Regions from separate parts of the Homo sapiens genome. Here regions 1, 2, 4, 5, 6 and 7 are each linked to region 3. The links are chromatin loops, found by intact Hi-C in ENCODE. Cell type or tissue: heart right ventricle. All regions are shown on one strand.

The links. A loop is a pair of places that touch in the nucleus more often than their neighbours do. Peaks named below come from ENCODE experiments on the same cell type or tissue, not always from the same donor. Only the 100,000 strongest peaks of a DNase experiment are listed, where the experiment ranks them.
Region 1: it touches region 3 in a loop (3-fold over the local background); 2 of 110 quality-filtered maps call a loop at or near these places.
Region 2: it touches region 3 in a loop (11-fold over the local background); 19 of 110 quality-filtered maps call a loop at or near these places.
Region 4: a loop joins it to region 3, with 5 times the contacts of the local background. A loop is called at or near these places in 35 of 110 quality-filtered maps.
Region 5: a loop joins it to region 3, with 3 times the contacts of the local background. A loop is called at or near these places in 40 of 110 quality-filtered maps.
Region 6: a loop joins it to region 3, with 4 times the contacts of the local background. A loop is called at or near these places in 34 of 110 quality-filtered maps.
Region 7: a loop joins it to region 3, with 23 times the contacts of the local background. A loop is called at or near these places in 35 of 110 quality-filtered maps.

Annotation. Positions count from the first base shown.
Region 1 is chr4:75,326,201-75,330,200 of GRCh38, reverse strand. No RefSeq gene overlaps it. Among named protein-coding and RNA genes, the nearest start is that of LINC02483, 26 kb to the left of the region's middle. RefSeq lists an enhancer at 225-726. In heart right ventricle, no CTCF peak of the experiment used is centred here; a DNase peak (open chromatin) is centred at 1,890.
Region 2 is chr4:75,054,353-75,058,352 of GRCh38, reverse strand. All of the region lies in intron 1 of LOC107986289 (a long non-coding RNA gene), which reads left to right. Among named protein-coding and RNA genes, the nearest start is that of LINC02562, 28 kb to the left of the region's middle. In heart right ventricle, a CTCF peak has its summit at 1,895; no DNase peak of the experiment used is centred here.
Region 3 is chr4:74,930,544-74,934,543 of GRCh38, reverse strand. It overlaps PARM1 (prostate androgen-regulated mucin-like protein 1), which reads right to left and starts at 1,428. Exons shown (of 4, transcript NM_015393.4): 1 at 1,174-1,428. The coding sequence starts at 1,216. RefSeq lists an enhancer at 495-544 and silencers at 655-704, 1,285-1,594. In heart right ventricle, CTCF peaks have their summits at 1,400 and 1,599 (motif pointing left); DNase peaks (open chromatin) are centred at 323, 717 and 1,533; H3K4me3 peaks cover 1,864 bases; H3K27ac peaks cover 1,439 bases.
Region 4 is chr4:75,470,970-75,474,969 of GRCh38, reverse strand. No RefSeq gene overlaps it. Among named protein-coding and RNA genes, the nearest start is that of RCHY1, 41 kb to the left of the region's middle. In heart right ventricle, no CTCF peak of the experiment used is centred here; no DNase peak of the experiment used is centred here.
Region 5 is chr4:75,488,020-75,492,019 of GRCh38, reverse strand. RCHY1 (ring finger and CHY zinc finger domain containing 1) reads left to right here. Exons shown (of 9, transcript NM_015436.4): 5 at 87-131; 6 at 238-296; 7 at 383-409; 8 at 1,319-1,439. Among named protein-coding and RNA genes, the nearest start is that of RCHY1, 24 kb to the left of the region's middle. In heart right ventricle, a CTCF peak has its summit at 1,653 (motif pointing right); no DNase peak of the experiment used is centred here.
Region 6 is chr4:75,287,988-75,291,987 of GRCh38, reverse strand. No RefSeq gene overlaps it. Among named protein-coding and RNA genes, the nearest start is that of LINC02483, 64 kb to the left of the region's middle. In heart right ventricle, a CTCF peak has its summit at 1,989 (motif pointing right); no DNase peak of the experiment used is centred here.
Region 7 is chr4:75,115,955-75,119,954 of GRCh38, reverse strand. No RefSeq gene overlaps it. Among named protein-coding and RNA genes, the nearest start is that of LINC02562, 33 kb to the right of the region's middle. RefSeq lists a silencer at 1,642-1,936. In heart right ventricle, a CTCF peak has its summit at 1,725 (motif pointing right); a DNase peak (open chromatin) is centred at 1,744.

The DNA of each region.
Region 1 (4,000 bases), 400 kb before region 3:
CAATTATTTTATTTTTTTCATGTGAAATCATAATCTGGGACATTATTTTGGAAGGCATGCCAGTAGCTATTCTTTGGTCTACTCGGCCTCCGCTAGTTTTATTTTTAACCCTCTCTTGATTATTTCTAAACCCCTTAATCATGAAATCTCATTTTCTTTTATTAGGAGGGATTTATTCACAAGGTAGACTCAGACCTACATGCCATTCTTTAATATGTATTGCTGAATGCTGAGATGGTCCCGCAAGCATTAGCAAATGCTTCTGAAACAAGATACACAAAATATGTAGAAAATGAAGAAACTCAAGCCTGAGTACATGATTTGATAAATCAGTTCAGTTTTATAAATGCTGCAGAAATTCTTTTGAAAATAATAGTGACAGCAACAACAACAGGACTGATAACAATGACCTCTGACTGGGTTCCTAGTGATATGTTAAGTGCTGAAGATAAAATAATGAACAAGCTAGCCTAGGTCACTGTTGTTATGAAATTATGTCCCAGTATGGGGGACTATCCCCTTCATGACCACTAATAAGTAGATAAATAAATGAAGTAATTAAAGATTGTATAACCATGATAAGTGCAAAAAAGAGAAGAGGTTGAGATTTAATGGGCTGTGATGGGTGACAAATGCTTTTAATAGAGTGGCTATGAAGAGCTTCACTGAAGATTATCACTTAAGCTAAAACTTGTAGAAAAGAAGGAGTTTATATTTTAAAATGTAGGTAGACATAAATGTGAGGCAGAGAAAATAGCATGTCCAAGGGCCCTGAGGCAGTGAAGAGCTAGGTATATTCAACAAACTGAGAGAAGGCTGAGGAGGCTGGAGCACATTGAGTGTGGAGGAAAAAAATTAGGCTGGAGAGATTTCAGCAGGTCAATTATATTTGTACTGGTTTTACCCTTAAAAACAAGTACCACTTTATTTCCTCCTACCCATCTGTCACTTCCAAATTGTCCTAACTCTTGCCAAGTCAGGGGAATCAAAGAATCAGTCCACCGCAAATACTGTCAGTCTGCCTGACTTTAGTCTCTGCCAAGCAGAGTTGAGGCTGTGAAACTTTTATCTATAAACTCAGTTTCATCTCAAAAACGTACACTAATCTTGACTTCTGGTAGAGGGGTTTTAAGGAGAAATTGTCTGGGACTTTAGGACTCTGTCTCATATTATATTCATTGATGGTCTCACTCTGGTTTTGTGTCTGTTCTGATAAATAGCTTTTGCCTTCTCTTGAAGATCTGGTCTCAAATAATTTGTAAACTCATTCATTCATTCATTTATTCAGTTTGATTGAGGGACCTACTCTAGGCAGGGCATCATCTAAGGCCCTTTAGATACACACACGAATAAGATGGCTCTCTCCTCTGGGTCCTCACAGGGTAGCAGGGGAGGCAGACACTGTGGGACAATGCAGGGAGAGGGAGATCAGGGAACAAGGATAAGCAAACTTAGCCAAACTCAGGTAGCAATACGAGAATAGTAGGGTAGGGAGTAGGGAAGAGCACCTTACAGGCGGAAAAGACAGCAGGCACTGAGGAGGCAAGAAGTAGCGTGGCCTGAATGAAGAACTGTAGGTAGCAACTGGATCCTGGCCACATCTCTGTCACTCCAGGATTTGGACTGAGATTGTCATCCCAGGCATCAGCGATGCACCTGAACTCAGGACCTCTTCCCTGTGCCCGTGTCCCTCATACAGACTTGCTGGCCTTCCGAGCCTGCTGTGGGATCCCCTACTGTAATATTCTGGTCATTTATGAGGGCACTTGTGGCCTTATGCCAATTCGGGCAGCTCTATGATCCCTTGTGGTCTCTTGTGATACTGTTCTGCACTTCCTCTGGCATTTATGGGGAGACTTTCTGACTCCTAGAATGTTCTGTCCTCTTCTTGCTATTTATTAGGTCATCTGGGGGTTGAGTCAGAGGAGCCCTGGCCCTGATTGCACCCCAGAGGAACATTTTCCTTGGCTCTTTGTGGTGGAAAGAACGCAGCTTGCTGGAGGAGGGTTTCCATTGCCCTCCTCTCTTCTCTGCTCTTGTACAAGGCTTGCATCCTTTGAGAGTGACAAAGTCAAAAAGAGTGAGAGGTGAGGAGGACACAGGCAGTTTGACAGCGAAGAGAGCATCTCTGCTTAAGAAAAAAAAACTGGGTTTGAAAGGCCAGGACTAAAACTAACAGTACTGCTTATTCCTGTGTGTCCTACCCACAAAACAAACCAAGAAGATGACCCCTAGGGCACAGTCAGCTGGGTGTAGGGCAGAAATGTGGAGATAGAGAAATTCCAAGGACAACTCTGCAGCAACTGACTTGTACTTTTTTCTTCCCAGAAAGGCCCAGCAGGCAGGAGGTCCTGGAAATAAAGCTCCAGAATAATCACTCTGAAGACAATGCAGCAGGAAGAAGGGACCAGGACCTCCTGAGCAAAGCAGACTTTCAGACAGATTTAAGTGACAATTGATGTTTTTTCCTTTCTCATCAATTCATTTATTCACTGACCCATCCACTCATCAGTCCATTGAACAACAACAACAACAAAACAGATTAGCTTTTGTGCCAGGCACTACATTAGGTTTTGCAAATATTTCTTTTAACAAAAGAGCAAGTTTCCTGAGCTCACCGAAGTGATACACTGAATGCTTGTATGCCTATATGCTTAGAGGAGCAGATATTATAAACAATGGCAGTATAAAATGAGGTAAATAGCACAAACAAGCTTTACCATGTTCATTGGGTACGCACAGCTTGGGCAAATGCCATACCCTGGGATCAGGGAAAGCTTCCTGAGGCAAATAATTTTTAAGCTGAGACCAGATAGCAAAGTGTACACAGGATGGGGAAGAGTGGGCAGGGAAAGTGTTCCAAAAATTAGCAGCAATGTATGCAAAGGCCTGAGAGCAAAGGGATATGACTTTTCAAGGAGAAATCATCCAAGGCAGAATAGTTGATAATAAGGAAAATGATGGCCAGGTTCTGTTGATTATTTCTGAGGATGGAATAAGTATGGGAACACTGCGAGTGAATCTTAGCTTGGTGTAGGAAATGCTGTGGTGCCCACATCAATGCCCAAGACCACCAGTGATTTTAGCCTCAGCTCTGGTAGGCAACTCTATGTGAGCTCATACTCACTGTAGGCTGCTGGAATCCCACCTCAAGCTCTCAACTTGTGTTTTCTTTCATTCTGCCCCAGATCCTTCTTCAGCTGCAGGAGGAGCTTACTGAAGCAATGCAAGAGAGTTAGTGCCCCGGGGCCAAACTTTAGCCAATAGGGATTGGAACTGGTGGATAGATGCTCCACTGTCTTTCAGGTGGCCTATTTTGGGAGGCATTCTGTACCCTTCTCAGGAATTGCAGTGGAATTGAGCCCCTGTGTACACCACAGTGTGCTTGATGATGACCCTTGGCATTGGTGCGCCCTCCTTTATGACTCTCCCAGTCCCTCATTCCTGCTTCCTGGGATCAGCTCCCAATAAGCCACCTGTACTCAAGTCCAACTCTCAGGCTGTGCCTTGGGAAAGCCCAAACTTAGACAGTTGGCCACCTAAGATCAATTACAACTTTCTGTAACTGTTAATTAGATCTTCCTTTTATCAAGTGCTGCATCTTAACTGTGTTCCTCAAGTACTTGTGATACCACCTGCTCTAAAGAATGCTCCGCTGTTCACTCCATTTTTGCAGGTGGGTGAAGCTAAGGCTCAGCCCACCTCAAACTAAGACCAGGATGAAAGCTCAGGACTTCTGATTTCAAATTGAATACGTTCTGGACTGCTTTATTTTTGGGCATGCATATTTCTTCTCAAGGGAATGACTAATACTGTGTGCCCATTCCCTGAGTTTTTTTTGTTTTTTGGAGATGGGGGTCTTGCTATGTTGCCCAGGCTGAACTCAAACTCCTGGGCTCAAGCTATTCTCCTACCTCAACCTCCCAAGTGGCTGGGGCTGCAGGTGCATGCTGCAACATCGGGCCCCATTCCCTGAGCTTTAGTCTACATATTTTGTTAG
Region 2 (4,000 bases), 120 kb before region 3:
TCTTTCAGTCCTGCCATTTGGCAGGTCCTGAGTTCTTGTCCTGCGTCCAGGAAGAAAGAGGTATGTAGACAACTGGAGGGTGAACAAAGCAGAGAGGAGCTTCATTGAGAGGCAGAACAGCTCTCAGGAGACCCACAGTGAGTAACTCCTTTCCACAGGCAGGTCGTCCCATTGAGTGTCCAGCTCTCAGTAGAGCGGGTAGCTCCTTTCCGCAGGCAGGTTGTCCCGATATCTGTTGGATGCTGGCTGAGTCCAGGGTTTTTATACGCTCAGAAGGGAGGCAGTGCTTGCTGATTGGTTCATGGACGACCATGGGTGGGCCTGGAAAAAGTATCATAAATTCTCACTCCTGGCCAGGGACTTCACCCGGAACTGTCCGGCCCCCAGGCCTCAGGTCATCCCTGGCTTGAAGATGGGGTTTCACCAGGGACCCACCCTTTTCAGCCCAGGAAACTGTCTGCCTCCTGCCATCAATAGGCCATCCATGGTGCCCAGGCTGTTCCTGCCAAAGGGTGCTGGCACGCCCCAAGCAGCCCTCAGCACTCCTTCATCCTCCCTCCCATGCTGGTTGGTGCCCAAAGTCCAGAGGGGCCTGAGGTGGCAGGGGCTAGTGTGTCAGTGCTGCCCTGAGCACGTGCACACCCAGCCAGGTTGCAGCAGTGCCTGCCTGGGCTTGGCCGCAACTTTGCGCCAGCCCGGAATGGGCACCAGGAGAGGGAGCAGGCACTTTCAAGCCTGTTGGGGGAGGGAACTTCCTGGACCCCGGAAAGCGCAGTGATGCCTCGGTCCAGAACCATGGCTGGGCGGCGCCCGGGAATGCGGGTCTCCTGTCCCACCAGCTGGATAAAGGGTGGGGCCCCCGCCTGTTCCCAGCCTTGCCAGCTCCTCCTAGCGCAGCCCCGGCCATGCCTCCCAGGCTGCAGTTAGCATCCCCACAAGGGGCTGCTCCAGACAGGCCAGTGCCGTCATTAATAAAATGGGGATAAAATACCTATCTTTTAGGGTAATTGTGAGGATTGAGTTGATCTTGGTAAAACACTTAGAATAGTATCTGGCACATAATAAGTGCTCAGTGAATATTAGCTTTTATCATTATGATTAATCAGATTCTACTACACTGTGGCTGTGTTCAACTTGAATGTCTCAGTTTCCTCATCTGTAAAATGAGGAAAATCATTTATCTTACATGGCTATTTTATTTGGCAATAATATGCTTTATTATTTCTAAATGAAATATTTTATTATGCTGTGGATCTAATGAAACAACATTTGTAAATTTGCTCTGTGCCAGGTACTATTCTAAGCATGCTGTTGGCATTGATTCATTTAACTTTCATAACAGCCTAATAAGGCAGATGCCATTCTGATCCCCATTTTACAGATGAAGAAACTGAGGAAACAAGAGGTTAAACAATTTTTTTCAGGGTCACACAACTGGTAATTAGCTCAGCCGAGATTCAAACCCCGACACAGTAGCTCCACCGTAGTCTAAGTCTATGATGACTACACTATGCTATGTATCTAAAGCAATAACATTTGTAAAGAACCTGCCCAGTTCCTGACATAGAGAAGAAGCTTAGTAGATGTGAGCACTTTGCCTATCTTTTCAATAAATACCCTTTGAAATTCTCATGGAATGCAAAATGATATAAATTTTTCAGCTGGCCTACATGGTTTACTAAAATGTCCACTTTTAAGTAATAGTGGCATCCCTGTACTCTTGGAAGGCACACAGAAATATATGAACACACCTCTCTCTGATTAGGCCCACCTTGGATCATCTTTTCTGTTGACACTTAGGAGTTTCAGTTAGCAAGACATCAACATGCACTCATGTGTGTGCAGTGATATCCTGCAGAGCAGCTGTCAATGATGACAGTTTGGAACAGAACAGCTGGAGGGCAGACCTGAGTTTCTAATGACTGAGAAAAAGTCATGGAAATAAGGCAGCCAAAGGGCTCGTGGCTGACAGTGGTGCGCACCTCCCCACGTTACTGTTCTGGGTTTCTTAATGGGGATGCTGTAAAAATTGTAGGTGGTACAATTCCGGGTTGTGCAGGACTGTCCTGAACAAATCAACCTAGACTATTTCTTTCTCTGTAGCATTTGCAGCATCCTTGACTCCCAGATACTAAATGCCAGTAACTACACCAGTCATAGTAACAACTAAAAAACACAACTAAGAGATGCTGCCACACTTTGTTGCCCTGGGGGAAGATGTGGTGTTATCACCCCTATTGAGAACTGCATCCTGTGGGGCCTTTTGGATTTACCAGGCTTATGTGTAGAAGGTGTGTCTTACGTATTATCTCCCTTCTCAAAATTGGGGGCAGTATCCCAGCATTAGCACCACCTGGGAGGTTATTACAAATGCAAGTCTCAGACTCCACCTCAGAACTATGAATTAGAATCTGCATTTTAACAAGATCTCCAGTAATTTGCATGCGCATTAGAGTTTGAGAAGCATTTCCATCCTAGGTAGAACATGGATTTTGGAGTAAGAAGGTCCAGGGTTAAAATTCAGTCTCTGACTCTTACTAGCTGTGTAACCATGGGAATGTCACTTAACCTTTCTAAGCCTCAGTTTTCTGCTCTCTGAAAAGATCTTAATTCCTCATGTGTAGGCACGTAACAGGTATTCAACAAATGTCATTTCTCTTCTCCTCTCCAACCTTTCATCAGAGAACATAGTCAAGAAAACCACTTTAGCTCTTTGGATATCATTAGGGAATTATTACCATAGGACAGTGTGGCAAGATAAAGAAAGATGACTACTTTCTCTCTTTTTCCACAGTTAAAGACACACTATATATCAAGTTCCAGTTGTGGCATTGCTGGGCATGGCAGATACTCGAAGAGGGGTTGATCTGGGTGTGACCAGGATTAGAAAAGGCCAATACCCCTGGTTCAAACATGTCAGTTAGGAGGAACAAATCAAATTCCCAGATGAAATCTGGGACTGATGGCAAAGGATAGATCTTCACAGGGAGAGCCCAGAGAACAAGTTCAGGCCCAGGAAGTCAGTCAGGCAGATGGTGGGGCACGAGAATCAGAGAGACATCTGGAAATAAGGAAGAGAGGAAACACTTATCAGGACGCTCTCACATCCTTTGGCCTTATCCTCTTCTTGCTCCTGGTGTACCCCGCACATTGCTCTACCAAGGTGCCCATTATACACTACAGAATCTTAGATTGGACTGTTTCATTAACAGATTCAAAGCATTTTGAAGATGAGTTTTTGAGAGGTCATGTCTTGTTTTATTGTTTCACCTAAATATCATATGCAATTTCTAAGAAAGTATCTGGAATGTGTAAAAGAATACTGTTTGTTAAATGATTGAAGGGATGAGTGAATGAATGTTTTGCTTCCAACACTGTAATTTCCATCAGAGGCCATTCCTTAGAGAAATCTATGGGGCTTTTAGGAGAGCAAACATTGAGACTCTCTGTGAACAAACACATCCTTGTTGGTTTCAACTCCCATTGGCCTGTAATCAGGTAGCAGCCTGGATTTCCCACTGCCACCTGTCTTCTTACATCCAGTGTCTCAAGCCTATGCTTCTCTATAGGAGAAACCAAAGGAAAAAGGATATAAAGTTGTCAGAATTTTCAGTCTACCAGTTTTTCTTTGCTCATGGTTTTGGCTATGGTTAGATTGAGAGTCTGTTACTTTTCAAGGACCAGCTGCCTAAGTTTCTAGGAGATCAAGGAGGCTAGGAAAGAATGTTTGTGCCTTTCTTTACTGAAAAGCCACCTGCCAGCCCCCTGGGATTGCTCAGATGGTCAGTGCCCCAAATTCTTGCTCAGGGATTTACCTGAACTCTCATAGATGAAGCAATGAAACTGGCCTATAGGAGACAGACATGAAATCCAGCCTCTCCACCCTTTGGAGGAGAAGCCAGCAGGTAGGTTACACTGGAAACCCTTAGAAGGGGACAGGTAAAGGCCTCAGGTTGTGTTCCCTTGAGTAGAGCTGCTTGATGAACTTGGCTCCTTTCCA
Region 3 (4,000 bases):
AGTAGAGAAAATACGCTATAGTTTCAAGTTGGGAAACTTTTCCTTATAACTGCATTACCCACTGTGAGCTGCCTGAAAACCGCTAGCTTCTTTTCAAGGGATTGCGACGACTCGTGTCCACAACTGTAGGAACCCGACGAACTCAGAGGGAGGATATACAGACTAAAGCACGAGTAGAATCGGTTTGCGCTATGTGACTTTGGGTCACATTTAAACTGAAAATGCCAGTGGCCGCGCAGTCGGGCTACTTTTCCCAGCAGCACCATATCCACAGCCAGTTGTCCCTTTTCGGGAGACGTTTTCTGGAAAAAATAGGTACCTGAACTCTAGATTCAAAGCGTCTTTCTGAATCTCTCCCCGGTCCCCGCCAAGCCGAGCTCAGTCATCTGGCTCCCCTCTTCCCCATCCCCGCTGCCAGAGGTCGTCGCCGTCTGTGGTCCCGAAACCCGAGAGTGGCTCCTACGAAGCCTTTCAGAGGTGGTGCAGGGGGAGGGGAGAGGATGCTAGTTTAGCCAAGTTAATAGTTTCTTCTATGGGATACGTTTTTGGGGAGTTCTGGGGCAGAAGGTAGCCTTGCTACCCCCAGTGACGATTGCGAGCCTGACCAAGGCCGGGCCGCTGCTGTTAGTGCCACATCATCCTAAGCATAACTAGGAAGGGACGCCGGAGATCAGAGACCGCCAAGACTCGAGAAAGCAAACCAGCCCCGCCAGGCGCGCAGCCGCTGCTGAAGCCTTCCCAGATGCGAACCTCCCACCCCCACTTCCCCGGCTTTTTCATCCCTTCCAGGGCCCAACGGCAACAAGAAGTCTGGTCCCGTACTTTGGCAGAGTGCGCTCCGAAACCCTGGTGAAGAAAGAGAAGCCTTGAGGCGCAGTCCGTGTTGCCCACTCTGGGTTCGAACACGCAGCTAAGACAGCCACCTGTTCTACAAAGCTGGAGTTTGTGCGGGCGCGGGCTGCGGCAGGAAGGACCCCATCGTCCCCTCCCTCAGTACGGTTCGGGACCGCCAAAGGTGCACGTCACCCCAAATCTAAGTGCGCACACACCTGCGCACTCACCCGGAGGCGCGCGGCGACTCACTGCCGGATCTCCTAGCTTCAGCCCCGACCACGCGCTAGCTACTGGGGCCCACCCCGCGACCTGCCCTTCCGGGAGGATGGCGCCAATTACCTGCAGTTAAGATGCAAAGAGCGAAGAGAGTCTTGTAGACCATGGTAGCCTGGTATTTGGTGCCCAGCCCGGGGCGGGCGGCAAGGAGTTTGCGGACTGACAGAGCGCACTGGGCGCTGGTAGCGACTCCTCTGCCGGGTGGGCTGCGGTGGGAGCCGGGAGGCGCGAACAGCTCCAGTGGAGGGCGCGAGGCAAACGAGGCGAACGCAGCGCAGCTCCGTCAGCTGCGTGCCCTCCGGTGCTCCGCGCTCTTCTGCTCCATCCCAGCCGCCCGAGCCCGGGGCCGCCTCCGCCTCCGCCGCCGCCGCCGCGCCTGCCGCTGCCAAACCCCTCCCACCCGGGCCCCGCGGCGATGACTGGGCCACCCCCTGGCCTTCCTTCTCTCAGCCCTCAGGTCCCGAGAGCCCCGGCCCAGAGCGGCCTCTGCTGGACAGTCAAGACACGAGACCCTGGGTTCAGCAAATGTTTGCAGCGCCTTGCACTGTGCTGGGAACTAGGGATGCAAAGAAATGTGAGCACATCTCTGCCCTTAGGAATCTAGCTCAGCTTTTCCTACATGAGCTTACAGCCTTTAAAAAGGTGACCTTATGCCATTTTAGGAGTTCCCTCGGAGAACCGGCACATGTTCCAAGAATGAGGACCTTCTTCATTTGTCAAAACACTTCTGCGTGTACATCATTAAACCCTCATCCACATTAAACCCGGCTGAGCTTCCTGGGGCCCGAACCAGGATGTCTGCCGCTGCATTCAGCTTCTTACTAGAAGAAAATACTGTCGGGGGGATAACTAAGCCAGACACCCTACTAGGCGTTGTTTCATGAATCCTTCTAAGAATTATTATTATTCCATTTTACAGGTGAGAAAATGAAGGCACAGAGAAGACAATGTTCTCAAGGTCGCATAACTGGTAAGAATAGTTTGTGCACTAGGCCCATAATAAAGGCTGACGTTTCCTGAGTGATTGCTATGTGCTAGGCACTGGACAACGTGCTGTTCAGGAATCAACCAAGTCATTTAGTTCTCACAACAATCCTTGGAGATTATATCCTCGTTTTCAGGGGAGAAAGTAGAAGCACAGAGAAGTTTAACTTGCCCGAGTTCACACAACTCGCAAGTAATGATAAGATGCCTGCCCAGGCACCCCGCTCAGCCTCTGTACTCTACTCCCTCTCAAGAGCCCAAAGCTTCTCCAAAGCCTACAGATTAGAACTGACCTTTCATTCAGTTCCCTCCCTGCTCTTGCTACACTTTAGGCTTGCTTAATTCTCACACTTCGATCAAAGCAGATGCCAGGTTCTCTCCCAATTCTGTTATTAATGAACCTATTGGTCCCCTAGTCACTAGAGCTGGGGCACTGCAGGAGTTAACAAGCCTTTGTAAAGAAATGATTTGCGTGGAAGGCAGCTTTCTTTTTTCTGTAATATCTTCTTCATATGCCATGGGCTCTGTTCTCACTTCTTTCTCACATACCAGAAGCTGACTCTAGGAGTCCTGAGCACCTTATCTATGGTCAATTCCTCTGCCTGACTCTATCACACTACCACTTGTAGATTTTGCTCACACTTCCACAACCAGATTAAATTTGGATCATATTTTTTTCTCTTTGTTTTGGTAAATCTAGTAATTTCTGTTGGAATGAGAAACAAAAAATACTCAGACCAAGTGCCCATCCCCTCTCCATCCTCCCTGGCCAGATAAACTGCAAATTCAATTTGTTCAGCATGTTCTCTGAATGCTTTTGACTTCAAGGCCCTTCCGGTTTCTAGGGTAATCTATGTGATTAGGAACAATTTCTGCATCTGGGTTTTGGTTGTCATGGATGCAGGGACCACACACAGATGGAGTTATGCAGCGACATTCTATCAGGCATTAGCCCCTTTAAATAGGGCAGGTTAAGTAAGTGACTCTATGGCAGAAATATAGGTTTTTGAAGACCACTTCACAGAAAAAATTTATTCAATTGAAATTCAGCAAAACTTGAAGGAGTCTTTCTGGAGTGCGAAGCATGTGCAACTCTAACCTTGATATCTAAGATAATGGTTTGGTACTCAAAGAATCATGACCCCTACACACTAATCAGTGAAAATTTCCAAAACTTTTCTATTGTACGCAGGATAGAGTTGAAATAATTTCTTTGATTAAAATAGTTCATTTTAATTGCTGATTAAAAATTTTAATTTATTAATTAATTTAGTCAGAGCATATTTAATCACTTATTTTACGCCAGCCCTTATGCTAGGCAATGGAAATACAATGGTTGTAATAGCCAGGGTAGTGTAGGTTATGCTGCTGTAACAAACCAGCCCAAAGTCTCCCAAGCTTAAGCGATAATGGTTTATTTTTTGCTCATCAAAGTCTGCTATGGATCCAGGTTACTCCTCAGAGTAGCTGTCCTCAGGATCAGTGTTGTACCGCCATATCGAAACCTGCTTTTGTTACAGTAGGTAGCTAGATAGGCATGAGTGGGGCAGCAGAGGGCTCCCCCCACACCCCACCAGGAAAGTCAGGTAACCATCATGTGATGGCCAGGCAGTTATTAACTGTCTCTCTAAAATAATAATTGGTTACAGCTGGCACGAGGGACTGACCATCTCCCCATAAATAGGGAACACATGAAACTGGTAATCAGCAGCTTCCAATAAGATCTCAGGAGGTGGGTGACTGAACTCAAGCATGTGCATTAAGATGCAAAATGGTGGAGTTTAACTGGTATATGACCTTCTGGGGGCATTAAAGCAATGCAAGACGCCAGAAGTAGACCAGCATGTAAAACCCTAAGTGCAAGGTCAAATGGGGCACTTGACGTCCAAGATGCCCTCTTAGGCCT
Region 4 (4,000 bases), 540 kb before region 3:
CCTTTTGTCCTTTGTTTGTTCTTATACATCTGTTTTTGTTCTCATACCAACCTAGTCTTCCTACACTCAGCTTCACTTTCTCCCTTATTATCCATCCTGCCAAATTACTTTTCCTAAGCTTAAATGTGTTACAGTTTTGGTCAAAATAATGTACAGTTTCCCCGCTGTGTATCTGACTAAGCCTAGATTCCTCATTTTTAAGTTTTTACAAATATTGTTCCAAACTTTTCAGTTTTATTTTTCATTATTTCCTTATGTATATTTCTTAAACATGCCTCTTCTTAATTTTTGCACCTTGCCTTGGCACATATGCTTCCCTCATGGAGCAACCTTTCTTAAGGAAAGGTTGTGAGAAACCTGCCTATTCTTTGTGTGTGTGTGTGTTTTTTTTTGAGACAGAGTTTCGCTCTATTGCACAGGCTAGAGTGCAGTGGTGCAATCTCGGCTCACTGCAACCTCTGCCTTCCGGTTTCAAGTGATTGTCCTGTCTCAGCCTCGCGAGTAGCTGGGATTACAGGCACCTGACACCACACCAGGTTAACTTTTGTATTTTTGACAGGGTTTCACCATGTTGGCCAGGCTGGTCTCGAACTCCTGACCTCAGGTGATCCACCCACCTCAGCCTCCCAAAGTGCTGGAATTACAGGCATGAGCCACCGCACCTGGCCGGAAACCTGCCTATTCTTCATGGACCAGCTCAGGGTTTACTTTCTTTACTATCAACTACTACTAACTATGCCTACAAATTGGATAACTTAGAAGGAATGGATAAATTCCTAGAAACATACAACCTACCAAGTCTTGATTCAAGACTAAATCAGGAAGAAATAGAAAATCTGAGCAGACCAACAAGTAAGGACATAGAATCTAATTAGTCTCCCATCAAAGAAAAGCCAGGAACAGATGACTTCATAGTGGAATTCTACCAAACATTTAAAGAAGAGCTAATAACAATCCTCAAACTCTTCCAAAAAGTTGAACAGGAAATACTTCCAAACTCATTTTATGAAGCCAACATTACCCTGATACCGAAGCCAGACAAGGACACTATAAGAAAAGAAAATTACAGGCCTATATCCCTGATTGTGAAAGGAGACTGGCTTGGAATGTTAATGTTAATGAATGTTATATAATGAATGTTAATTAATATCCAGATTCTTTTGTAACCTCTCTCTCTTCTAAACTCTATAGTACTTTGTACCAGTCTTAAAGGACTTAACCATTTCCTTTATTGTGGTTGAATTTTTCCCATTCCCTTCCTCATTTCAACAATGTATAAAAACAATTTATTTAAAGCTTACCATTGGATAAAACTGCAGGGCGGAGCTACAGTTGTGACCCTGAAAGCCCTCTGGCAGTTGGCTTGTGGAGGACAAACATAGGAGATAACAGTGTGATGAGAGCTAAGGTGGGCTGTGGAAGGACACTAACCCAGTGGGAGTGGGGATGAGAAAAAGAGCCTATTACTTTTTGAGGACAGTGATGGAGCCTTCATCTCTTGTAGTACCTTGCTTTATAGATACTAATAAGAATTTGTTGAATTTCTAGTGAGTTATAAAGCATAATGTGTTCCACGTTTTCACCATATGTAAGGATGTGATTAGAAGGGTGAGTGTATGTACACACATGCACAAAAATACAGAAATGTTTAATCTAGAACATATTGATTGAAATGTGATGGTATCACACTTTCTAAAACTAGGACACATAGGGATTAATTAAGTCATGCTGGAATCTGGTTGTTTGATTCCCTTATTTCATTTAACAAACATTTATTTTGCACCAATTATGTACAGAGCTGGGTTATTACAAAATGAGACATAGAGTGACCTCAAGTTGTTCCTGCACTAGGAGAAGTGGATGTGTCTGATAGAAAGTGCTAGAGGAATGCATTGACTGATTTCTAACATCCATGTTATGTGGCTCAATAAGTAAGGGGTTTTTAGAAATTGGCTGTTGATAACTTTTTGCCTTGGTTCTGCCACATAGGTACCGCAAAGGTATAGTCTTTGGGAGGTGTGTAAACCTGTGACTTATGTATTCTGTATTTTAGAATAAGTAGTCAAGCTTAAATTTCTGTAGATGTCAATTAGCAAAGAGGCCCAGTCTGTGATATGTGATACAATCGTTCTTGACCAGATTTTGTCCTTTAGGCATGCCAAGTGTTTAATCTTGTAAACCTCTGATCAAAGTGTCAGGCTGGTTGCACTTTTATTTTTCCTAAGGCAAACAACATATGTTCAAATTGGAGTCAAAACTTCTTGTAATCACCCACCTCCTTCCAGCTATTCTGTCCCATTTTCACTCTGTCCTTTTCCTCATCTTACGTATTCTATTTTTCTAGAGTCAGAGAATTCAGAACGAGCTAAGAATGGCAAAAAACAGTTTAGCCTGTCTAGAGGCTGCTGTAATTCCAACCATTGCCAGTAGAATGGGCTTAGGTGGGACTTGGCCATTGACTTCATATTTTACAAATGTATGGGGACACTGAGGAGCTGAGCCTGCCTGAGCCTGCAGAATCTTGACACGCAGGTACGGTTCTGGGTCTTCTCTCAGGGCCTGGTTACAACATCAAAAAATTTCTTTTGGAAACCTATCCTGATTGTCCTGGACTATTGTTCCCCATCCTCTCTCCCCACCTCCTACTTGGCATCCCAGCAGCATCTGCTTGAATCTATGACTGGGATTTATTACATTCTGCTTGCTTAGATTATTTACACACTCATCTCCTTTGTTGAATTCTGAATTACTTTAGAGCACTTAGTACAGTGCCTGATAATTGAACTCAATATGATCAGTGCCTTCTCTTAAAGTTTTAAAGGGGTATAATCCTCTTCTGGAGTTTTGAATCAAGTTCTGAATCAATTGTGTAGTAGATATGAGAGTCAGATATTGATGATAAAGCTGGAAAAGAGATTGTGGCTTGGAACCAAGGCCAAACTGAGTTTGTTCTTCCTTGCTCTAAATTGAACATACCCACATAGTCGCTGACTGAAGACCTTCCTCCCCACAGGGTAGGATCTACCCTGGGGAAGGGAGGAGTGAGTTTAAGCACTGCAGCTGCCTGGGGAAAGGCTAGATCCTAGAAAGGGGCCTAGACCATGCATATGCAATGCCTTTTTCCCCAAATCTTGCCAAGTTATTCCCTTGTCTGATGGGGTGGGATGAATGGTGGAGCCCTGAAAGAGGGAGGCTTTCTTTCCAATACTTCTAAAGGGGGAAGACTTTTCTGTTCAATTAGCTGAGTCAAGAAAATGGAGAAATCCCTCACTCCAAAGACCCTGAGACAGCCCTAGTATTGCCCTGACATCCTATGGATAGAAGGTAATCAGAGCCTGTGGGCCAAAGGTAACTTGTGGAGCATGAGATAAATAACCTCTTTCTGGTATAGATTCTAAAACTGACCTGACCTCCAGAGATAGTTGGCTGTGGCATCAGGCAAGGCCTGCCTTCCACTCTGTCATCTCAAGAATGAAGTAATACCAGCCAATGTAAATCTGTGCACTTAAAAAAAAATCACATTGATGTCCTAGGCACAAAGCAGTATTTGTCAGAATTAATCTGTCTCTTTTGACCTCTTTATAAGTTGATATATTTCTTTGTGGTTATTTTATTGTGAAGATTAGTGGATTTAGTTAAAAATAATAGAATTACAGACTCTAAAGCTGGAAGGGAATTAGAGATCATATAGTCCAACTCACTCTGGTTTTGCTTGGCCAAATTGAAGCCCAGCAAACTTCAATTTACTTGTCCAAGTTTTCTTAGAAGGTCTGCAAAGGAAGAGTTTCTCTTTATTTTCTGTATCATTATCCTTTAAGGTTCTGTATATGAATACCTTGGAGGCTGGCATAAATAGGGTGGTCTTCTTTGAGAAACACCTACCCAAATGATACAGCTCAAGAGAGATGATCTGGGATTGGAACAGGAAACAGGAATATGAGAGAAGAATAGAAAACTTGGAGTAAGTAGGAGAGGTATCCTTCCCAAGCTGTACTTCCTA
Region 5 (4,000 bases), 560 kb before region 3:
TTTGTTAATTTTTATTATTAATATTTTTATACCTGACATTTTAATCTAGTTAAGCTTTTGTTAATGTGAATTTCTCTTTTAAACAGTGTATTGAAAATGTGTCCCGACAGAATTGTCCAATATGTTTGGAGGTAGGCTTAAAATATTTTTTACTTTGGAAGTCTCAGCTCTTGAATTTAAAATACTTGGATGTTTATATTGTCTTCATACAAGCACTAACATTTATTTCATTTACAGGACATTCACACATCCCGTGTTGTTGCTCATGTCTTGCCATGTGGACATCTTTTACATAGGTAAAGTAACATCTTTTTCTCAATGATGTTTGAAAATAGTGGAGACAGTTTTTGTTTTACTAAAATAATCTTATATTTTCTTTCAGAACGTGTTATGAAGAAATGTTGAAAGAGTGAGTGTTTGGGATTTTAAAAATAATTGTAAGATGTTTGACTTTTTTGTGTGTGTGGTGTGGGGAGGTGGACAAACATTGTTACTTATACTATATTGGGCATGGCAATATTTATATTGAAATGGGTAGGGTAGATGAATATTGTTAAAACAGGACAAAGTGTCTTGGATATAGAACTACACTTTTGCCATATGTTTCTCTTAAATCTTGTCTCCTCCCACAATTTGAGGTAGTTACCTCTTTTTTTTCTGGCCATATATACCAGGAAGTGCAGTTTTTGCCAGATGCAGTTATAGTGTTGTAAAAATGCTGAAAAATATTGCCAAAAATTTGTTAGGTTGTTATATTGGCCAAGTATAGTAAACTAAAAGAAAGTAGGTGAAGTGATCATTAAAGCTAAGACTTTATTAATGGAAAAGATATTAAAATTAGATGAAAATAATTGAAAAGAGAAGACTGTATTTTGGTCCTACATATTGATGAGCAAAAATGTGAAGAGCTAGAGAGAGCATTCTTTTTTTCAAATTTTTAGAAAGGAAATAATATCTGAATAATTTTAAACAAATACAGTCTCTTTACATGAGTGTATTAAGAAATTAAGGTTGTTTAGATAAGGAGTAGCTTAATTAGTTTATAAAAATATATGAAGTGTATTCTACAAAGAATATGGACTAATTCCTCTCCATTTTAGAGTACTGAGGAAAAAGACTTAGTTTTAAATAAGTATACAGGAATTAATTTAAAAGTTTTATAGTGTGAAAGTTCCCAGGTTCCTAAGAGATTATCTTGAAATGGAGGAAAATGCCTGTTTTGAATGGTTCATGTGGCAGTTAGCCTGCATCTTCTTGTATACCTGAATTAATATATTCTTGTTTAATATTTGGAAAATAACCTTTCTATCTCTTTCAGAGGCTACAGATGTCCATTATGTATGCACTCTGCTTTAGATATGACCAGGTATTGGAGACAGCTGGATGATGAAGTAGCACAGACTCCTATGCCATCAGAATATCAGAACATGACTGTGGATGTGAGTAGAATCAATACTTAAAACTTTGTAGACTCCTTGTTGGCACTCTTATTTTTGCCCTCCTGCTTGAATTTGCCAAAAAAAAAATATATATATACTGGTTTGACACAGATGCTAATGTGATGATTAATGGAAAGCACAAAATGATTTTTAAATTTTAGTTAAGTAGCTCAGATCGGGAAAAAAAAAGTCTTAAGAATACCTTTATGTAGTTTTTCCCAACACTAGATGGCAGGCAAAAACTTCATTCTGAATTGTTTACATATTACTTGCCAGAGTCAGTCAGTAATATAACTGACTAGGGTTGGATCACTGGTGGGACTTTTTAAGTACATTTTATTTTTAATTATTTTACATTTTATTTCAGGAGAACATATTTGCTGATTTTTGAGATTACGTTTTGGTTTTTAGTGTTTATTACCCTTTTTATTCCATCTTAGACTTATTTTTATGGAGTGCACACAGGAGACCCCTTTTTCACTTCTGTTGTTCACAGAATCATAAGCAAGGAACAAATTGAGAGATAAGAGTCATAATTACAGAGAAGTCTTGATTCATGATCTTGGGAAAAAACTGTCCACACTAAAATGCTGCTTGCTTCTGGGGAGAAACTTTCCTGGTTAACTTTGTCTTAAGGTCTCTCATGGGTGTCCACTTCCAAGAGTGTGGAGGGTCCCTTCTGAAATGTGAGATAATGAACCTAAGTTCAAAGTCCAGAAGCTTTAGTGTAGGTGGAAAAGGCAGTCTTTCTCTGATGTTGTTCTCAGAGACCCAGTCTCCAGATTCTAGATTGTGAAGGGTTTGATTGTTCTTAGTCATTGGACCATCAAAATTTTCTTTACTTGGTGAAAATACACTTTGGCATAATGCATAAAAGCCTTGCGGCATTTAGTCATATCAGAGTTTGGTAGTGGAAGATACATGAGATTCTATTTATTATTAGGTATACAGGCCTTCCAGTGATTATTTCGTAAGGGGTCAACTTACGTTTTCCACTCCAAGGGGATCTGATTACCATCAATCTGCAATATCTTTGACCAAGGCAATCCAGTCAATTCAGTTAGTTTTGCCTAATGCTATTGTATCTGTAGTATCTTATTTAACTATTTTACAACTTATCCAGTGAAATAAGTACCTGTGTCACTGGAGATTTCTCTAGGAATGTCCCATGAGAGAAACACATTTTATAATAACCTTTTAGGTACTGTAATAGAGTTAACCCTCTTGCATGGGATACCTTCTATACAACCAGAAAACATGCATTCAAAATGACAATTGAATGTAATCCTTCTATAAATACTTAAATGGCCCATCAGGTAGCAGAAATGTACGTGAAGTTTTGATTGTCTTCCCAGGATTATGGTTTCGACAAAGCAAACATTGGTCATAAATTATTTTAGCAATTTAGCAATATATATAAATTTTATATATACATGTAAAATTTGGAATATTTTATCTTTTCCATGATGAGCCATGGAATGCAGACTTTTTTTTTTTGTTTGTTTTAGACAGAGTCTTGCTCTTGTTGTGCAGCCTGGAGTGCAGTGGCACAATCTCGGCTCACTGCAACCTCTGCCTCCAGGGTTCAAGCGATTCTCCTGCCTCAGCCTCCCAAGTAGCTGGGATTACAGGTGCCCGCCACCACACCTGGCTAATTTTTGTATTTTTAGTAGAGTCGGTGTTTCGCCATGTTGGCCAGGCTGGTCTTGAACTCCTGACCTCGTGATCCACCCGCCTCGGTCTCCCAAAGTGCTGGGATTATAGGAGTGATGAGCCACCTTGCCTGGCTGGAATGCAGAACTTTTAATAATGGAAGCTTTAAGGATTTAGGAAGGGCCAGGTGGCTGTCCAGGTTCTCCATGAGTCCATGCTTAACATTGGATTTGTGTCCTCTTAAATACCAGGTTAGGTGCCTACCACTGATAACTGAAGGGTTATTATAGGTAATTTGACTTGGATTGTGGAATTGATTGAAATCTAAACAATTTCAGTACTGGCTGCTTTAGTGTGAAAATCTGGCAAAGTATTTTCTTGGTATTCAATCAATTTTTATCCTGCTTGGGTTGGCAGTTTTATAAACCAGTCAGTCTCTCCATTAGAGTTCTAGGAATTGTTATCCAGTCCAAGTCCTAAAGTTGTCAGAAGTCTATATTTAAGAGAGTTTGTCAGGGTCCTTTTCATCCTTTCATGAACCTCCTTGAAGACACAGTACTGTAGGATTTTGCTTGCTTGTCTAGTTTTCAGAGAAACTGCATCAGAATTAAGCAGTTAACTGTGGAAACAACTTAAAATGGTTATAGTTAAAGACATGATTGACAAGGAAATTTGGTTATTTCTGTGGCCTGCAATAACACAGTAACCATAATTAAGACTGATAGCATATACCCCGACATAAAGAATTTTAGAATCTCATATAATTTTGGAATAAATCTTAATAAAAATATAACACAAAGGTTAAATATCATTTCTTATTTGACAGTGCTTCCTATGTAATTTAACAGATCAAATAATCATTTTTTTCTCTTTTGAATACCGCAGGGGCCCTTTGTAGCATGCCAAAG
Region 6 (4,000 bases), 360 kb before region 3:
TCATGTCCTTTGTAGGGACATGCATGCAGCTAGAAACCATCATTCTGAGCAAAGTATCACAAGGACAGAAAACCAAACATCACATATTCTCACTCATAGGTGGGAATTGAACAATGAGAACACTTGGACACAGGGTGGGGAACATCACACCATGGGGCCTGTCATGGGCTGGGGTGCAGGGGGAGGGATAGCATTAGGAGAAATACCTAACGTAAATGACGAGTAATGGGTGCAGCAAGCCAACATGGCACATGTATACCTATGTAACAAACCTGCACGTTGTGCACATGTACCCTAGAACTTAAAGTATAATAAAAAAAATTAGAGAGAGAGAGAGAGAGAGTGAAAGGCAATAGTCCTAAAATCCTCCCAGCACTGGGCTCTGTGCTCTGCCTGACTTCTTGGCTGCCTGTCCTTTGGACACCTGAGTTTGACAATGTATTCTGCTTTTGTTTAAGCTATTTTGACTTTGGTTTCTGTCACTGGCCATTATGAGACTTGCCTTCTAAAAGAGCAATATATACTTGTTTATTTATATTTTGGACATAGCTTTAGTTTCATTTAGTGTCTTTTTTTGTTTTTAGTAGGAATTTGAGGGAGTAAAAAAATGGAAAGAAAACCAATGATGATGTGAATATAGAGGCCGCATCATTTAGGCAGTATTTAGTCTTGCTCATAGGGATCACCTTGAAGCTGGAAGTTATAGGACTGAGAAATACCTCGAGTTAGCTACCATCAAACTTTCTAAAACCACAGAACCCTTTGAAATACTATCCAAGTTTACACAACTCAATTCATGATAAAAAATAAAAAATAACAATTTGCTAAAACCTTTATCCAATATAGTCCCTTGAAAATCTTGATTTACTAAAAAATGTGAAAAAAGGAAGAAGGAATTATTATTACCCTCAAGTAAAATATTGATGGTGGTTAGAAGTAACCAGTTAATCATCATGGAACCCTCAGCAAACTCCTTCCAGACCCATATGTGAGGGCAAAGAGGTTAAAGAATACAATTTGAAACCCATGGCACTCCTGGATATGGTCCTAATCAGAAATCAGCAGCTCTTGCTTTCAGGGACTTAATTCTATCCCTGCTTTGCTCAACCCTCTGCCTATATACAAAAATCAATTGCAAAGAAATGTATTCATATATGTGCAAAGCACAAGTGTTCAAATACTTCTTTCTGTCACAAATTCTGAGTCTAATCTTACTAATCAATGTGCATAGGTCAGTTTCTCACAGGTGTTTCACTGGAAAGCTGTTGGCAACCACATAGCCATCAGGGGATCCAGGAAGGTCCGTTTTCTCTGTGCTCACCCCATGTCTTTGAATGCAAAATGAGGTGTAGGCTATCAAATTACTTAATAGGTCATGTAATCCATCACTGCTGTTTGAAACCCTCAATTATGTACAATTATGTAGAGTTTTATGAAACTATGGAGATGTAAGGCAGAGGGAAGAAAATCCCCTCTGATGTAAATGCAAAAAAACGACAGGTCATGAGATTGTAGGTGGCCTGGGGAGAATCAGGCATTTCTAACATGTAATGGCTTGTGGGAGAGGATTAGGTGTCTGATCTTATTTTCAGAGCAAACATGCAGGAGCAGCTGCATCATGCCGGCTTCAAAGGCAAACAGGCAGCTCCGTGACTAGGCCCACACCGGGAATGTCATGGTACTAATGACTTCCATTCACTCTTAAAATAACATAACAACTTCTTCCTGAAGTTGAGCTATTTGATCCTCTTTCCCATCGTTGTCAGGAGACTGAGATTTGTCCTGTGGGAGGAGCATGATGAGTCCCATGCCAAGCGATGAGGCCAGGGGAGCTTGTTTGCAGAGGTATCTGCATTCCCCACTTCCTGTTTATTGGTGTCCTTCAAGTCCCTGTACCCTGGGTCTGTGGCTCCAGGCTTCTCAGAGCAAGAGGCCCAATGCCCTGCCTATGCCCTGAACCCTCAGTCTAATGCACTCAATCTTGGCTTCCACTTGGGGGCAGAAGAGAAACAGTTTACCGTACATTGACTCATTAAATTGGATATTTTTGGTTGGTAACTGGCAATACCCCTTTGGCCATGAACCAGCACCTCTATATGTCAGTCATTTCAGTTGGAAGTTCCAAATGTAATGCAAACTGTTGTAAGCAAAAGGAGATCTTTTAAAAAAAATTATTTAGGGAAGGGTTCATGGGTAGACTTTTAGTTAAAGCTAAATCTAGGGATAAAAAATAATGCCACTAAGGAGATACCACAAGAAGAAGGGCTGGATGCTGGCCAGGCCGAAATAATAGATGCCCATCACTGTCATATCCTACAAAAAATGAATGAACAAGACCGACAAGAGCTTAGAGCAGAGTGGGGATCCACATAATGCACAATTGCAATGTGGCATGAGAAATATTAAGATGGAGAATTACTATGATCTATAGAGCACATGGGAGGAGCACCCAGCCTAGTTGAGAGCAGCGTAGGGTCAGGGAATACATGCGATTCCAATGTATACTTTACAGAGTAAATGGCATTGAAGTAAAGTGTGTGTTAGAATTAGATGAGAGGTGATTAATGAAGAAGGGTGAGGGCAGAGAGTGATGAGCATCTTCTTTCTCACATGTAACTGCCAGGTCATCCATCTAAGAGTGATAGTGTTTTCTAAATAAGAAATAAAGACACATTGTGTCAAAGGTACAAACATATTTAGAGAGATGAAGACTGTGCCAAGAAATTTAGGCTGTATCATCACCATCTCTTTTCCCTCTGCTCTTCTCTTAGGAAACTAAACAGCCAGTCTCATAAGTGGGCCCTGCTCTCAGGGCTGAAAGGGAATGAAGAAATTGCACCAATAGTTGGTCAGATGCTTTTCTTATTTGCTCAGTTAATCCTCACTACCATTCCATGAGGTCAGTACTATTTCCAATGTATAGACATAGATGAAATAAAATAAAACGGCCAAAAACAACCTAGGAAACAAAAAACTCCAAGCATTTAGAGACTTAAGTAACTTAAGATCACGCAGCTAGTCAGTGTAGGAGCTGGGGTTCAAACCTTGTTGTGCCTGGTTCAGGATACCTGATTCTATTACTCTGTCTCTAAGGAAATATTCTAAATTTTATTGGAGTCTCTTGGAGCTCTAATTTTGGTTGTTTAACTAACATGAGATTCTAATCATAAAAATTTAAATTCTGGTAGGTAGAGAGCCATTTTGATATTTTGAGCAAACCAGTTGGAAAGGTATCCACCTATTCAGTCAAAGCATGATAATCAATGCTGCTTGCCTTATTCTCTTTCCTCTGGCAGGAGTTTTCTGGCAGGAGTTCTCAAATTGTACGCCACTATATTTTGCTCAGTATGAAACTGAGCGCTTAGCTTCCCTTGAACAGAATTACACATCCATTTACTTGCCATAGCTTCATAATGGATAACATACATCTTTCTCCCCCCATCACCTTGATTTTGGGGATGGGCCATATGCCTTGCTTTGGCCAGTGGATGAAGTCAGCTTTGAGATGAGCAGATGCTTGAAATGTGCTTTGTGATTAGATTTGCTTCTCTTGCATTCTGGTGATCTGCCACATGAAGAATATGTTCCCTTTTTCTGGGACCTAAAATATGACATCGGAGCAGACCTACAACCCACAGTCTGGAGCAGTGCCCGGCTGACCTGAAGCAGGAGGAAGAGCTGCTCAGCCAAGCTCGCTCGGGCTACATTAGTCAAACTGCAGCTTCCCTGCCATCCCAGAAGCATGTGTATAAATGCTTGTAATTGTAAATTGCTGAGTTTGGGGAAGTATTGTTATATAGCACTATTATAGAAAGAGCTGGATAATGTTATCAGTGAATAATGTTACCTTTTACCACAACCGAGTATACTTACCACCTTGAAAATTTCAGTCAGATATAACTTTGAGCTCAGAGGGTTGTGGGGTGCATATAGAGTATAAGTGAGTATAATTTGCTATTACTGTAAGCTAAAATGGCATTGAAAATCTTTTGAACGCTTA
Region 7 (4,000 bases), 190 kb before region 3:
TAATATTTGCTTTATATACATGGGTGCTCCAGGATTGGGTCCATATATATTTCAAATTGTTATATCCTCTTACTAAATTAACCCCTTTATCATTATATAGTGACCTTCTTTGTTTCTTCTTATAGATTTTTGTCTTGAAATCTGTTTTTTCTCATATAAGTATAGTAACTCCTTTTTTGTTTGTTTGTTTCCATTGGCATGGAATATCTTTTACTATTCCTTTAGTTTCAGTCTATGTGTGTCTTTTTAGATGAAGAGTGTTTCTCATAGGGAACAGGTCATTGGTTTTTTTATTTTATTTTTTTTAAAACCCATTCTGCCACTTTATGTCTTTGGATTGGAGAGTTTAGTCCATTTAAATCCTGACATTTTGTTATTTTTTTTCTGATCATTTTGTGGTCTTCTCTTTTTTCCTTCCTTCCTTTCTTCCTTTTAGTGAAGGTTATTTTCTCTGGTGGTATGATTTAGTTTTTGGCTTTTGATTGTTTGAATCTCTTACATGTTTTTTGACTTGAGGTTGCCCTGAGGCTTGCAAATACTGTCTTATAACTCATTATTTTAAGCTGATAACAAATTAGCACTCTTTCCATAAACAAACAAGCAAAAACAAAACTAATAAAAACTGTACATTTTAACTTTGTCCCCTCACTTTTTAACTTATTGTTATTTCTATTTGTATTTCATGGTACTTTCCATACCATAGTTGTTATTTTTTATTGAAGTTCATCATGTAGCCTTTTTATTAGAGATAAAAGTATTTTACACACCAGTTACAGTATTATAATATTCTGTGTTTTTCTGTGTACTTACTATTACAACGTGAGTTTTGTACTTTCAGATGATTTGTTATAGCTCATGAATATCCTTTTTTTTTTTTCTGATTGAAGTACTCCCTGTAGCATTTCCTGTTGGAAAGGTTTTGTCTTCTCTGACTGTGTATTTTTCAATAGCCTGTCTTTGAGCTCACTAATTCTTTCCTCTGCTTCATCCATTCTGCCATTAAAGGACTCTGATGTATTCTTCAGTGTGTCAATGCATTTTTCAGCTCCAGAATTTCTGCTTTATTCCTTTAAATTATTTCAATCTCTTCGTTAAATTTTTCCAATATGAATTCTGAATTCCTTCTCTGTGTTATTTTGAATTTCTTTGAGTTTCCTCGGCATCGCTATTTTGAATTCTCTGTCTCAAAGGTCACTTATCTCTGTTTCTCCAGGATTTGTCCCTGGTGCCTTATTTAGTTCATTTGGTGAGGTCATGTTTTCCTGGATGGTCTTGATACTTGTGGATGTGCATCTGTGTCTTGGCATTGAAGAGTTATGTATTCATTGCAGTCAGTGCAATCTGGACTTGTTTTTTCTTTTTTTGAGACGGAGTCTTGCTCTGTCACCCAGGCTGGAGTGCAGTGGCGTGATCCTGGCTCACTGCAAGCTCCGCCTCCCAGGTTCACGCCATTCTGCTGCCTCAGCCTCGCAAGTAGTAGCTGAGACTACAGGTACCCTCCACCACGCCAGGCTAATTTTTTGTATTTTTAGTAGAGACAGGGTTTCAGTGTGTTAGCCAAGATGGTCTCGATCTCCTGACCTTGTGATCTGCCCGCCTGGACCTCCCAAAGTGCTGGGATTACAGGCGTGAGCCACCACACCCTGGCCAATCTGGACTTGTTTGTACTTGTCCTTCTTGGGAAGGCTTTCTAAGTATTTGAAAGCACTTGAGTGTTGTGATTTAAGCTTCATCGGCATTAGGGGGCACCCCAAGCTCAGTAGTGCTATGGTTCTTGCAGACTCATAGATACTACTTTGGTGGTCTTGGACAAGATCCACAAGAATTCTCTGGATTACCAGACCGAAACGCTTGTTCTCTCCCCTTACTTTCTCCCAAACGAATGGAGTTTCTCTCTCTCTCTACTGAGCTGCCTGGAGCTGTGGAGTGATATAAGTACCCCTGTGGCTACCACCACTACGACTGTGCTGGATCAGAGCTGAAGCCAGCACAGTACTGGGTCTCAGCCAAGGCCTGTGAGTGGTTACATCCAATACTGTAACCACTCCCTGGTTATAGTCTAGGTTCGCTCATGGCCCTGGGGCTCTACAATCAGCAGATGGCAAAGCCAGCCAGGCCTGTGTCATTCTTTCCAGGGTGGCAAGTGTCCCCAGGCCCCAGATGGGTCAAGAGGTGCTGTCCAGGAGCCAGGGACTAGAATCAAAGACCTTAGAAGTCCACCTGGTGTTCTAATGTAGTGTGGCTGAGCTGGCACTTAAACCACAAGATGCAGTCCTTTCCTCCCCTTTTCAAAGGCAGAGGAGCCTCATCTCATGGCCACTGCCACCACAGGCCCATGAGTAGTACTGCTAGATTACCACTGATGTTCCCTTACGGCCCAGGGGCTCTTCAGTCAGTTTGTGGTGAATGCTTCCTAGCCTGGGACTCACCCTTCAGGGTAGTGGGCTTTCCTCTGTCCCAGGGCAGGTTCAGAAATGCCATCCAAGAGTCAAGGTTTAGAATCAGGGACCCTAAGAGCCCACTTGGTGCTCTAATGCTATGTCTGTGACGGTGCTGGTACCTAAAGTTTAAAATAAAGTCTCCTTTAGTTTTCCCTCTACTTTTCTCAAGTAGAAGGAGTCTCTTCCTGTAGCCACCAAAGCTGGGAATGTGCTGAGTCTCACCTGAAGCCAACAAGTGTCAAGAGTCTTATCCAAGGGCCGTTGTATACTACCTGTGTATCACTGCTGATTATTCAGGGCCCAAGAGCTCTTCAGTTAGCAGGGGATGAATCCTGCCAGGACTGAGTCCTTCCTTTCAAGGAAATGGGTTCTCTTCTGGCCCAGAATGTGTCTAGAAATCTCATTTGGGAGCTAGGGCCTGGAAAGGGAGCCTCATGGCTCTGACTGGTGCCCTATCTTGTTGTAGCTGAGCTGGTATCCAAGGAGCAAGACAAAATCCTCCCCACCCTTCCCTCTCCTCTCCATGAGTGGAAGGAAGGGGTGTCTTTTGGAGTTGCTGTCTGTGCAGCCTGGGCTTGGGTGAGGGGTAGAGCCAGCACTCCCTTAGCCACCCTGGCTGCTCTCTCAGTAGGTTATATGCCCCACTAAGTCCACTGGCTCTGAGCCCAGCTCATCAATAGGACTCATGTGGGATTTGCAATCCTTGTGACTTAGACTGTCTTTCACATTTATTTAGGGCCCCAGAGCATTTTAGACCATGAGGAGAGGCTTGCAGGAACTCAAGTTTCTACCACTGGGATATGTGATTCCTCTTTGACTAGGGCTGATTTAAATGCACTCTCCATGGGTGGGTGTCAGCTGAGTTTGTTCTGGTTTTGCTTTCTGCTATAATGAAGAGGCACTGAATGCAATGCAATGCTTCAAAACTGCTGTGCTCTCCCTTTTCCAAGTGCTCACATTGTCTCTGCACCACACTGTCACTGCCAGGGGATTGGGTAGGGGTGGCATTGGTGATTCAAAACTGCTTTTCCTATCTCTTCTGTGTGTTTTTTTGGTCTACATTTCTTTTTATTATTATTATTATTATAATACTTTAAGTTCTAGGGTACATGTGCACAACGTGCAGATTTGATAGATAGGTATACATGTGCAATGTTGGTTTGCTGCACCCATCAACTCATAATTTACATTAGGTATTTATCCTAACCCTATCCCTCCCCCAGTCCCCCACACCCCAACAGGCCCCAGTGTGTGATGTTCCCCGCACTGTGTCCAAGTGATCTCATTGTTCAATTCCCACCTATGAGTGAGAACATGCGGTGTTTGGTTTTCTGTCCTTGTGATGGTTTGCTGAGAATCATGGTTTCCAGCTTCATCCATGTCCCTGCAAAGGACATGAACTCATCCTTTTTTATGGCTGCATAGTATTCCATGGTGCATATGTGCCACATTTTCTTAATCTAGTCTATCATTGATGGACATTTGGGTTGCTTCTAACTCTTTGCTATTGTGAATAGTGCCACAATAAACATACGCGTGCACATGCCTTTATAGCAGCA